2 separate regions of the Homo sapiens genome follow, and region 2 is linked to region 1. A link is a contact called in ENCODE Hi-C data. All regions are on one chromosome and are shown on one strand. The core of a region is the stretch at or near the end of the contact, and the rest is flanking DNA. Distances in the headings are between cores, read along the strand shown.

Region 1 (7,034 bases), core at 4,093-6,592:
CCTGATCATAAGTGGAGATGGTGGTAATGGGAAAAGAAGTAGCTTGACTCAGATTCAAGAAGCAGAATTTGTGGGATTTGGTGATGTGTTGGATATGAGGAGTAAGAGGCGATAGGCCTCAAGGATGCCTCCCACAAGTGCAGCTCCAGGGACTAGATGGGTGGAGGGAAAAATAGAGCAGGAGTTTTATAATGGGGTGGAGGATGGAGACTTTGAGTGGGAGGGTTTGAGTTCATAGTGCCAGTGCGTAAGCAGTACACTAAGGCGCCTGCAGCGGAGGGGAGAAACTGGGCTACAGTGAGGGATTCCGGGTTCATTCACCTGTAGAAGGCAGAGAAAGTGGGGCAGGTGAGGGTGCCTAGGAGCCATACAATACGAGAACAGCGCCAGGGAAAGAGACCTGGGGAACATCACAGACGAACAGAGAGGGACGCCAAGCCACAGGGAGAGGAGGACCACCAGGCGACTGTGGTATCACAGAAGCTGGGTACAGACAGAAGGTTGATCAAGAAGCAGAGAACGTCCGTGCTGTCAGCCACAGCTGAGTCGTGAAGGGTGAGCGCCCACAGATTTAACCACCAAGGCTAGATTGTGCCCTTGTGTGAATTAGAAAAAGGTGCCCCTTCCTCAAGGTAATTTACTTCTATCAGAAAACTACTGTAACACACTGATTTTATTAGAACAAAACACTTTACTGCCATCTGTGGGAAAATTGCTATAATAAATAATAAACGTATGATGTCTTAGATGTGGTGCCTGTGCACGGCAGCCGTGGTTATTGCAGATGGCAGTGAAAACCGGTTTCAGAGGAGCAGAATGAAATTCGCCGGCAAGGAGGCTTGGAGCTGTGGGTAACACAGGACCCAACCAAAGATGGCTTACGCTACAAGGAATGTATGGCCCTGAGTCACAAGCTGTCTCCTCTGGTGGTAGGGTGACTTCAGGGTTGGTTCTTCCTCAATAGCTTCACCAAGAACCAGGTCCTCCCCACTTCCTCTGCCGTCCTCTGTGTGCTGGCTTTCTTCCTCAGGCTGATCGCCTCAGGATCACAAGATGGCAGCCACAGCCCCAGTCATTACATTGTTCCATAATATTAAGAGGCAGAAGATGAGGATGTGTCTCCTTTTGTGCCCCTTTTTACTGGGGAGAAAACCTTTCTAACGGTGCCTCAGTCCCTCTCATAACCACCACCCCCTGCCCCCACTAGTTGTGAAGTCAAAAATATCTCCAGACATTGCCAAACGTGCCCTGGAGGACAAAAGTGCCCCTGGCTGGAAACCATGGCCCCATGCCCATGTAGCAACTCCTAGAGATCTTTGAACCAGCTTCTGGTTTTGAACTACTGCTCCCTCTATTGTCTTTTCCATCCCTGCTCTTGACTCCACAGCTCCTGCTCATCATCCACCAGTGTATTGTAATTGCCCATCTACTTATCTGCCTCTTCTACTCAACTGTGAGCTCTAGGAGGGTGGGAACCATGTTTATCTTACTCAAGATTGTATCTCTAGAGCCTACCACCCTGCCTGGTACACAGATAGCCCCCCCAATGCATATATGATATATATATTTCTTTAATGCGCGAATGAATGGATGGATGAATGGATGAATCACCCTGAGCCCTGCCTTTCAGACCTTTCCCATTTGGCTCCTGGATTAGCGAACCACTCTTCTAGAATGGCCCTCTGCAACCAGCCGCACAGCAGCCTGAGAAATTGTCCTTTGCCATTTGTGACCATGGACCATTTTAAGAATCGAGTGGGATCACTGGGCCCTCACCCCATCAAAGGCAGTTTGACAAAATGTTTATATACCTGAAGCTCACCCATGTACCCCCAGGGGACTCCTGTCTCCCAAGAACAAAGCTAGAATGGTTTTTCAGAAAAACATGATTCTGATCAAGGTCTGTTCAGCTTCGAGTCCTTCTGGTCTTCCTCAAGTCTCCATAATGAAGTTCAAACTCCTCAGCCGCACACGCAAGGCCCTCCCCACCTGGCCTTGCCACCTGGCCTCTCTTCCTTCTCTGTTGGGCCACTTCCCTCCAGGCTCACTCTCCCCAGCCATGCCCTGAACCAGCTGAGTTCTTCGACAGCTCCACCACTCAGCCTCCACTTCTGCCACTGAGAACACCTTTCCTCTCTTAGCCGCCGGGCCAGTCCGATGCTCCACTCAAATGGTATCCCTTCTTGAGAGAGTCTCCTGCCCCTTCCTTCCCCAGGGCAGTGGGCACTCCTTCTTTGATACTCCCAAAAGGGAACAATTTCCCCACCGTGCTGGGAGCTATGGAAGGCAAAGAGTCACATGCAACTCATCCTCAGACCTTGCTCTAGGCCTGCCACATAGAGCATCTCAAGGCGCGTTTGCTGGGGATGGTGTCCCCTTGCCATCCATTCCTCATCCCCCTCTGAGTTTTTCTTAGTGGTCTATGTGGTCTCAGAGAGCAGCTTCAAGCCCAGCACGATGAATGGAGCCAGCTTTAAACTGAAGCCAACCTTGAGAACACAAACTCTCAATGATCTCACATTGAGGAGCTGGATCAGCCTTTACCTGAAACCAATCATCTGGGTGTTTCATTTCTGTAAAGCCATTGAATTCCCTTTCGTAGCTTGAGTGGGGTTTTCCATTACCTGCAACCCAGAGAATCAAGAATAAAGTGAAGGAAGAAATGAAAAAATGAGCACAATGACCCCTAAAGCTCTTTTAATCCAGCTGATAGTTGCATGGTATTCATTCATTTCCTCTTGCCTTTCCGCCCTGGAAGACAAAACAGACCTTCTTTCCAAAGCAAACCCCCTCCTCTCCTTCTCCAGAAACTGATTCCATGAATTACCTCATACTCTTTCTTGTGTCTTTGATCTTTCCCTAACAAGTGGCTTCCTCCTTCCTCCCTTCAAATATTCTCAGGTTTTCCCTCTCCTAAAAATCTCGCTCGGGGCCTCCTGAAGTGGTGGCCCCACCCCTTCCTTCCTCTCCCTCTAGCCCTCCCTAAAGGCCAGCCTCCTCTCACTGCCTCCCCACAGGCATGCTTAGTGTGCTCAGTGAAGGCTCAGCACCAGACTGACCTTCCCAGAAAAGCTCTGACCCCAGTCCCTGCTGTGTCCTACGTGCGGCGTGGCCCCTGGCTCTAGGGTTCAGGTGTCAGGGTCTCAGGACTCATAGCCACCTCTAGCCTGAAGCTCTCCTGAAGTAAGAAGCACCCTGCTTTCAAGGTGTAGCTCCCTCACCCAGGCAGGTTCCAGACATCAACCCTGTCCCAACCACCCCCAGTCCTGCCAATCAGTGAAGAGCCAAGGAGGACTGGGCCAGGATGCAGGGTCACCGTGGAAAACCGGGGACACCCGCTGGGTAACGGGAGTGGAGGCTGCCAGCTCTGTGCTCACAGAGTTCAGCCCCTCAGGCGAGAGATGCAGGAGACTCTTGGAAACGTGATGTTTTCAAGCGCTTGGCTTTCTCTCCAAGTATGTTCCTGCTGCTTCTGTAGATTAAGCCTGATTCCTGCAGGAAATGTCAAACCAATGGCTACAACTAAGCTTTAGACCACAAGAAAAAGGTGTCTTTGTCCAGATCGGATTCTTAAAGCAGAGAGAGGAAGCAGAGAGAGAGAATCGCAAGAAATCCCAGGATTCTATGGGAATAGGCCAAAGCCAGAGGTACAGTGGCCTCCCTGCCTAGGGGATTTCTGGCCGAACCCTCCCCACTGGAGTTCCCTTTCTATAAAATGGAACCTCTTCCCTAGCATGGTCAAAGAAACCAGAAGATACAGGTAGCTGCCCTCCTAGGCAAAGGGCAGCCTGGGAGACGGGGGGGGTGCCCGAGTAAGGAGAAGGCAGGGGGAAAGGGGAAAGTCCTGGATTGGAGAGGAGGCAGAGGAGGCCGGGGCTAAGGCAAACCAGACACCAAGCCCCAAGCCCACCCCACCCCCAACCAGTCTTGTGAAAGAAGAAGCAGTTCCACGGGCCCCACCCACTGCTTCTCAGCTGCCTCTCCCTCCAGAAGGCTGGGCTGGAAGCAGCACCCATACCCCGTCCACCCTCCCCGCCCACCCAGGCATATCCCCCTTCACAGTCACTCCCTGTTCAGGTACTGTAGAGATACACACACTGACACTGCTGTGTGGTTCCAACTGTTTTATACTGAAATATGTCTGAGCTGATCCAAAAAAGCGTTGGGTTGGGGGAGAAGGAAATGATGGAAGTGGGGTGATCTCAGAGCTCCATGTTAGCAACTCTGGGAGTGTGGGCCGGTCCATCTGTCTGTCTGCCCACCCTGGCAGGACAATCAGGCCTAGGAGGTCTGGAGGAGCTCGCCGAGCTGGGCGGAGGAGGCAGGCCAGTCCCATGCTGGAGGGGACCCCACGGCCCCTTCTACAGGGCAGGAGAGTCCTCAGCTGAAGGGCTTCACCAGCTTCATGGCAGCATAGTTCTGGAGGGAGGGAGGAGACAGGGACCCATGGTGATCCCACTGGGGCAGGCACAGCCAGAGCAGCTGTCCCAGACCTGGGGCTCAGAGGATGGGGCTAAGCTGCCAACAGGCAAGAGGCTGGGAGAGGACGCTCGTGGCTCTTCAACCACCTGCCCACGCCTCGCCCTCACCACTTGCCATCCATACCATGTGGGGCTCAACACTCCGCCCTGCCTAGTGCTCCAGCCCATCAGGCAAACCCATACCCTCCGAAACTCCACCCGCACCCTCCCACCTGGGGGCCAAAGCTGCCCAAATTGCTCTGTCTTCTCCCCCATCAAGCCAGGCCCATTTCCAGGTTCCAGCTGACTGCCCAGAGGACTCTGAGCACCCTGGACCTGGCCTCTTCCATCAGACAGGTGCTGAAGGTGGGGCCCAGGGTCCTCCCCCACATGGCAGCCCAGGGCTTACGGGTCATCACACCCCTGTCCAGAAAGCAGAGAGAGAGTTGGGGATGGGCTGTCGTGGATGACCCACGGCACAGCCCAGCACTAGAGACAGGGCACCCTTGATTGAGCCCTGCCTGCTGCAGGATTGACAGTATCCTCCCCTCCCCACTTCTCCCCCCAAAAACCATGAAAACACATACAACACAATACAGGGCTCCTAATTGGGACAGTATGTTCCCCAGCGCCGGCTGGGGAAAGCCAACTCTGGAAACAGAGCCGGCCCTCCTTCCCCGCCAAACGCCTCCTGCCTCCCCACGCTGGCCCTGCTCCCGGCTGGCTCTGAGGGGGAAGCTGAGAGGAATCAGACAGGCTGCCCCCTCATACCCCTCCCAAGGGAATTTCCAAGAGGGTAGGGGATTAGGCCAACTGGAGGAAGCTGCCCTGTCCTTGGGCCCCTCTCCACTAGGCCCTGGCTTGGGGCAGGCAGCCTCTGTCCCATGGCCTGAAAGCCAGGTGAGGGTCACCAGGGCCCGGCCCTCATCATCTGGTACTGGCCAAATGAATGAGTGACTTGGGTGGAAGGAGGCAGGATGTGCTCAGCTTGTAGCAAAGACCTGTGAGCAAAGCCAGTCTGCAGCCTCAGGCCCAGGCCACCCCCTTCATCCCTAGACCCCTTACCTAGGATCTGACATCCCCACACCAGCCCTGGGAGAGGGGAAGCAGGGTCCATATTTTAAAGAGGACAACTTCCAGAAGAACTCAAAGGAGAGTGGCCCGCTGCTGGGGGGACAGGAGACAGGGAGGAGCTCTGACCAGGCCCCCCACAGTACCACTCTGCTTCTGCCCACAGCGATGAGGAAGGACCACAGGCTGGAAGTGACTGGAAATCTTTCCTTCCTCTCCCAGCCAGGCAGCAGGGCCTCCTTCCCCAGGCCCCTGGAGGCCTAGATCTGCTGCCCAGTAGCCTAGCAGTGCAGGGTGCAGCTGGCAGGGGCTGGGCTTAGGCATGTCATGGGTGGTGGTGATGCCACTTTGGACCTGCCTTTCCCCTCCCCTTGGCTTTTCAGAAGGAGGCTTGGCTTAATATACAGCAGCCAGGGAAGATGACAGTGCTCCCCTAAGCACAGTCCCAGCCACAGAAGGCCAGAGCTAACCTAGTGCAGCCCCTTCCTCATGTGAGCAGGAGGGATTTGCCAAGGTCACAGGAAGAGTCCATAATCCTGACTCCAGCGACAGAGCTCTGTCACATCCAACAGGGTTTCTCCAACCATCATGTGCCTACATGCAGATTCCCCCTCAGCAGGCCGGGGCCGGCCGGGGACTCTGAGTTTCTAGTGAGTTCCCTGGTGCTACTGCTGCTAGTCCTCCGACTACACCAAGGGCGAGGGTCTGCAGCAGCTCTTCTCTTCCTAAACTCCCACGGCCTGAGCCTCCCAAAAGAGCATTTGATCATCCACAGTACTTTTCCTTACTCTCTGGTTTCAATGTCTCCCCAGGGAAGTGAGCACTCCCCAGTGGCATGAGGCCTCATCCTCTTCTCCCTCATCCCCAAAACACGCCCTTACCTCCCAGACGCACACACGTGCTTAGAGTCTCTGTGGCTAACTGAACACTGGCCAGCTGGGCTCCGAATGGGAGGAGGAGCTTGAGGCAGGCTGGGAAGGGTGCCCCCTGGGCAGGAGACACCAGGCAGAAGTCCTGGGGCCTGACCCCGGATCTCAGGTCACAGCAACAGCTCATGCTGCAGGACACCACACGTGCACACACTCTTCCACAGTCCTGTATCTCAGCTTATATTTGTAATCTCGTCTCCCTTGGCTTAAAGAGGCCTCCCACATCGTACACACCTCGAGTCCCTGCAACCTAGATCTACCCTGGACCACAGTCAGATTTTGCTGATGGACAAACCTCAGAACCTCAGAAACATTTCTCCATTGCGCCTCAGGTGACCACAGCCAGCTTAGCAGGCCTGGCCTGTAGGCAGACCCTTCACCACCCTGGTTCTAGACTCTCCTTAGTCACTATGGCCCAGATGGTAGCTGGTCCGGACATCCAAACCAGACATCCTTTCCCCAGCTCCTCTCAGTTCAGCTGTTAGAACTGCATGGAAAGCTGTGTGGTTATAACTCTCTTCCTCTCTGAGATGCATTCTGCAGACATGGGCATAGCCAGCTGCAGTGGGATGGA
Region 2 (6,260 bases), core at 3,602-6,101, 70 kb after region 1:
TCATATGTCTTCCCCAAAACCTGACATCAGTGGGGACTTTAGGAGTCTTATAGTCCCACCTCCACTCCATGCTACAAATCACTTTCTGCATCCTTTTCTGAGCATCAGCTCCTTGCCTACAATCTCCCAGTACTGTGAATCAATCTCCCTGTACTGTGAATCCTTGGGCTGCAGCCTGAGGAGGGCCTCAGGGCTCAGGGCTGAAGGCAGGAAGACTTGTTCAGAGACCACTACGATACTCTAGGATAAGGGGATGGGGCTCTGGGTGAATGAGTACCAGGCTAGCAGGTGGGCAAGGTGAGAAGACGCATGCTAGGCAGAGGGAATCGCAAGCGCAAAGGTAGAGGGGAAGAAAGAAGCACAGCCCGTTCGAGAAAGAGCAAACGGGTCAGGAGGGTAGGTGCTGGGAAGCAGCCAGCTAGGACCCAGAGCTGCCGGGGCTGGCCCCTCAACCTCTAAGCCTTGAGCAGGGGGCTCTGGGAGGACTCCAAGGGGCGAAACCCCAGGCTGCCCTGCCTTCCTCAACAGGAAGATCCTGGAAGACACTCCCCCGATGCCCAAAGAAACCCACGGAAGGTGAAGCCCTGCTGGGCCCAGGAGGGACGTTTGGGGACTCGGATCCCTCCCTGCTCTGTGAAAAGACACATCACTGAGGGGCCCCTCAGGGCTGTTCAGAGCCAGAAGCATACGCAGGAGGGCAGAATCAGCCTTGGGCACCTAGCCAGGGCTGCTGGATGGCCCTGGGGTGCTGGCCACATGTCGTGTGACCCCTGGAATAGACTGGGTGAACTCCACGTGCCACCCCTAGCTGGCCAGAGACGGGCCTCGCCAGGCAGCAGCTCTGCCCCTCCCATTTGCATCCTGAACCCCACAGAAGCCTTACTGTTATTTTTAATGCAGTTCTTTTTTAGAAAGGTGAGAGGGAAACCGGCAGTTCACCAGAGCAAAATAAAGCTAAACATAGTGCTCCAAAGATCTGGTCCAGCTTCAGAAATTACACGTTCCCCTTTGGGACTCGGGCATAATTTGCCACTCCGGTTCTGGGAGCACGTTCCCACCTTCACGGCATCCCAGAGACTATAACTGGAGCAGCAGGCTCAAAATTAGCCCCAGCCCCAGCGCCTGGGAGCCTGGGAGCCTGGGAGTCCCAGAGCCGGCCAGCCCCAGCACCCACCCGACAGAGTGAGGAAACAGTCTCCCGAGGCCTCCTGCACACTAGCAGGCCAGGCCTGTCTCCTGCTGGCACCCCACGCTCACCACACACACAAAAAACACACTCACACGGACACACACCCACCACCTCTACTCCACATACACACCCACCTCTGCCACACACACCATCTCTACCACGCACACACACTCACATCCCTCTACCACACACACACCTCCTCTGCCACACACACCACCTCCTGTAACACACACACCACCTCTACCACACCCACCACCTCTACCACACACACACAACTCTACCCCACACAAACACACACTCCACCTCTACCACACACACACACCCCACCTCTACCACACACACACCTCTACCAAACACACACATCACCTCTACCACACACACACCTCTACCACACACACACAACCCCACCTCTACCACACACACCCCACCTCTACCACACACACACCACCTCTACCACACACACACACACCACCTCTACCACACATGCCACCTCTACCACACACACACCCCTCTACCACACACACACCCCATCTCTACCACACACACACACACCACCTCTACCACACACACACCTCTACCACACACACACACCTCTACCACACACGCCACCTCTACCACACACACACCCCACCTCTACCACACACACACATCCCATCTCTACCACACACACTTATACCCCACCTCTACCACACACACACACACACACCACCTCTACCACACACGCCACCTCTACCACACACACACCCCACCTCTACCACACACACACCCCATCTCTACCACACACACACCCCATCTCTACCACACACACACACACACACCATCTCTACCACACACACACACCCCATCTCTACCACACACACATATACCTCACCTCTACCACACAAACACCTCTACCAAACACACACACCACCTCTACCACACACACACCTCTACCACACACACACACCTCTACCACAAACACACCTCTACCACACACACCCCACCTCTACCACACACACACACCCCATCTCTACCACACACACTTATACCCCACCTCTACCACACACACACATATACCCCACCTCTACCACACACACACCACCTCTACCACACACACCACCTCTACCCCACATACACACACACCACCTCTACCACACACACACCCCACCTCTACCACACACGCACACACCCCACCTCTACCACACACACACCCCACCTCTGCCACACACACACCACCTCTGCCACACACATCACCTCTACCCCACATACACACACACCACCTCTACCACACACACACACACCACCTCTACCACATACACTCATACATACACACACGTACCCCTTTGCCACATAAAACATACACACAGAGTCCCACTTCCAAGCCTTTGCCCGAGCCCTTTTGCCTGCCAGGAAAGCCTCCCTGTCCTCCCCTGTTCACCCACCCGCCTCAGAGGCCGCCTTCCCGGAGAAGCTTCCCTGGTTGCTTAGCCTATGGTGAACTTGCAGGGCCAGGAGACTCCAAGAGTTTGGTCTCCTTGTTAATGAAACATCTCCTCACTTTGACATCACTCATTTGAGATCTTCTGGACACCCCCTCATCCCTTGTCTCTTTGTGACCAGAGTCGGAACTTCCTAAAAGTTATTTCTCTAATTCTTCAACACTCACATATTCCCACCTCCCGAAATTCTCCTTCTCTGAGGACTTGAAGAGGAGCCCCTCTACCTAGGAGTGCTCTCTCGGAATGCTAAGCAAGAGCCGCCCTTGCCATACCCAGCTGGCTCTGGGGGCATCTCAGTGCCTCAAAGGTGCGATTTCTGGGGGCACAGCCTCTATTTGGAGCTTCAAGACCCTCTATAGGAAATGGACAGGGGGTGGCAGGCTCTCTGTGTGTTCCTGAACACTGTTTTTCTTCCCCTAATCATAATCATAACACCAAGAACTGCCTTAATAAAAAAACAACAACAACTAGTGAACAAAGGCCTTAATTTTATTTTAAAGGTAGAAATGAAGTCAGAGACAGAATCAGAGACAGAAAGAGAAACCTAAAAAGAAGAGGAAAGAATGACAATGAAATGTTGGGTGCAGTGCATTCAAATTGTGTGTTTGGATGGAGGTAAGCCCTATTTTTTCATTATTTTTCTATATTTTCCAAATTTTATATAATGAACACGTATCATTTTATTATCTGAAAAAATGAATATATCGTTTTCTAAAGCAGAGAACTAGATGGAATAGGACACTTCTGCTCTCCCTGTGTGAGGACACACCCAGGCCTGCCCTCAGAAAGTTCAAAGTCAAGGCCACAATTCCTGCAATGCCACCACCAAGCTTAGACACACCTCTGGCCAGCACCCATGGAAGCTCGTGCACACACCTGCTCCTACCACCCCCACCTGTCATGCTCACTCATGTGCACACACCACCCCCACCCCTAGTCTGCCACTCTAAAGTCTACACATAGGATGGCTGCACAGACCAAGAACAAGTGGTGGAGTTAATACGTGTGAGTATTTCTCATCCCAATCCTCATCACCATGGAGAACAGTTTAAACAGGCCAGGCACCCCCTAAACAGGGCCCCCCACCCTTACCCTTAGAGACAGACACTGATCTACGAGCCCTGGGATGCTGAGCACAGACCTGCCTTATACACGTTTTGAGTCACCTCCAGAATTGGCCACTCTCGACACAAACCAAAACATTTCTAGAAACCTAAGAAATACTCCGTGGTGAGTGCCAGCCCATGGCCTGAACATCAGGCAAGGGTCTCCGGTGACATGTTCTAAATGTGTGGCCAGCTCATCCCAGGACCTAGGCAGATGCTGGTAAGAAGGCTTTGGGAGCAGAGAGAAGGTGTCACGGAGGAAAGTGACAGGAAGGGACCAAGATGGAAGGGTAACTCTGGCAAGAGCAGGTTTGAGCTAGGAGGGGTCCTAGGACCACAGCCAGGACACAGTGAACACATCCAGCACCAGCCAGGGCTGCATCAACTGTGAGGATGGAACAGGCTGCCGAGAAACACCGGTGGGGCAGACAGAAGCCAGCCAAAATCCAGATTCTGCCAGACCTCTCGTCCCTCCTGTCCCCAGAAGCCAGGGCCCTTCATGCTATCTGCACTGGGGAAGGAGGGAGAGGAAGAAAGCCCAGCCATAGTTATCTAGCAAACCACTGGAACTGCACCCGGGGTCAGCTGCCTCCTGGGTTGGCCTTGGAGCGCCTGTCCTTCAGAGTGCCAGGGACAGGGAGGAGAGGCGAGTGAGTGAAAGATTTCCTGGATCAGCCAAATCAGAGCAATAGATCTCAGAGAAAAACATGGAACAAAGTCAGATACCAGAAAAGGGGCTTCCCCAGAGGGCCAGGGCTCCCTGCAGAACAGAACTGGTCTCCCTGCTGGGTTTGAGGCTTTTGAGAACAGAGTTTTGTCTCTTTCATCAGACAGGGAGCTCCATGAGGGCAAGGTCCAAGCCTCCCCCATCAGAGCAAATCAGTGTCATTTCCTCCTCCTCCCCTGTCCCAGGCCAGGGGAGGCCCAGCCCCTCCCCAGGTGGGTACACCTCCAGGAGCCCCATCCCAGCTCCCACCAGTGCTGCTGGTCTGGCCAGCAGCTCTAGCCAGAGTGGCCGTGTGCTCCCACAAACAGCACAGGCCCAGCTCTGGCTCAGATCCCAGCCCCAGTTCCCTCATGTCAACGCCGGGAGGATGGCCAGGCTGGGCCTCCTCATCGTCTGCCTCTGGCTGTGCTTGTGGCCAGCAGGACCTAAAATAGTCCCTCCCCATCTGAGTGTGTAGACATTTTGAGGGCAGCACACACAGAACGGAAATCCTGCTGGGCAGGCCCTGCACTTCCCTGCACAATCTCAGACAGGCCCATGGAGCAGCCGGGAAACAGGAGCCAGGAGCAGGCAGCCAGAGTTTGGGGCAAATTATCTGCCTAATTCAGCTATAAACACCCAAGCAGCCCAGAGGCACTAGCACTGAGTTTAGCTAAATTTCACATAGGGACATCTGAAATTTCCATTTGGGTTTCCCCAGCCAAGAGAGAGATTCCTCCTCAGATCCATACAGACAGTAGCCAGAAAATTCGTCCATCCATCCATCAACCCATGCACCCATCTACCCACTTGCCAAGACAGACAGACTTTCATTAACACCTCCGCTAAGCGAGGCCTTGTGCTGAGCATTGAGAATACAAAGAGGAAGGAGCCGCAGTTGCTCCCCTGAGCTTAGCCTGGGGAATATGCTAACATTGACAGAGACAGCAGGCCCTAGAGCAGCACAGTGACCCAAAGATAGGCAAGTCTCACAGGAGAAGAGGAGCCAGGAAAGACTCCCCCAAAGAAGCGACCATGCCTAAGTTAAGTCTTAAACAATGATCAAGAGTTGGACAAGGGACAGGGGGCAGGAGGTCTTCCCAGCAGAAAGGCTGGCAGGGCAGAACCCTGGAGAGCCACAGAGGCTGGAGAGATGGAACACAGGGCTTCTGAGGACTTTTAGCATCAGTGAAACTACAGATGCAGCAAGGCCCGAGGACACAGGTGTTGTCTATACAGGCCTGGAGGCTCTGCCTCTGGGTGGCCCAGAAGTTCTGGGAGCCCCAGGGTGCCAGGGGTATGACCAGTATCTTGCAAAGCCCAGAGAGGAGGGTGACAACCTGGAACAGATGGTGAGTTCAAGGCTGGTGCTCACAGTGAGACCTTTCTCCATGTCTACTGTGGGAAGGACCAGATGGGCTCAACCCTACAGAATCCAGAGCCACTCCATGGCCCACAGTCGGGGGAGCGCTGCCCCTCAGCACAAGGTGCCACAGACCTCCTGCCATGCTCTGTGGCATTGGCATCTGCATCACAGGCTGGCCCTCAGTTGCTGAGTATGCAGCAAAAGGAAGACTCCTACCTCCCCCAGGGCTGGAGACCTTAGAATAAGGCCCCTCCCTGCCTCCTTCCTCCTTTTCCCTGCAGATGGAGGAATGGGGCGAGATAGACTCTTGGCTTGGACACAGCCTCTTCTTTCTAAGCTGTCTCCAAGGAGCCACCAAGCACAAGCCCACAGAACAACCTTCCCCCTAAGAAGGGGCCTGTCCCAGATAGGGAGA

What was found. A loop is a pair of places that touch in the nucleus more often than their neighbours do. Pooled maps may share reads with other maps.
Region 2: a map of gastrocnemius medialis shows a loop between it and region 1 (2.4-fold over the local background). The contact joins two enhancer-like sites. A Hi-C loop is called at or near these places in 8 of 168 maps with a recorded cell type or tissue (ascending aorta, cardiac septum, dorsolateral prefrontal cortex and 5 more) and 4 of 50 pooled maps.

The regions. Positions count from the first base shown.
Region 1 is chr2:71,683,839-71,690,872 of GRCh38, reverse strand. It overlaps DYSF (dysferlin), which reads right to left. Exons shown (of 56, transcript NM_001130987.2): 56 at 4,110-4,419. The coding sequence ends at 4,381. Among named protein-coding and RNA genes, the nearest start is that of DYSF, 220 kb to the right of the region's middle. Within about 2 kb of position 5,342, at least 6 of the 41 ENCODE cell types and tissues checked have a DNase peak (open chromatin) inside an H3K27ac peak, as active enhancers do; they include dorsolateral prefrontal cortex, gastrocnemius medialis and heart right ventricle, where a contact is called at or near this core.
Region 2 is chr2:71,613,787-71,620,046 of GRCh38, reverse strand. All of the region lies in intron 40 of DYSF (dysferlin), which reads right to left. Among named protein-coding and RNA genes, the nearest start is that of DYSF, 150 kb to the right of the region's middle. Within about 2 kb of position 4,851, at least 22 of the 41 ENCODE cell types and tissues checked have a DNase peak (open chromatin) inside an H3K27ac peak, as active enhancers do; they include dorsolateral prefrontal cortex, gastrocnemius medialis and heart right ventricle, where a contact is called at or near this core.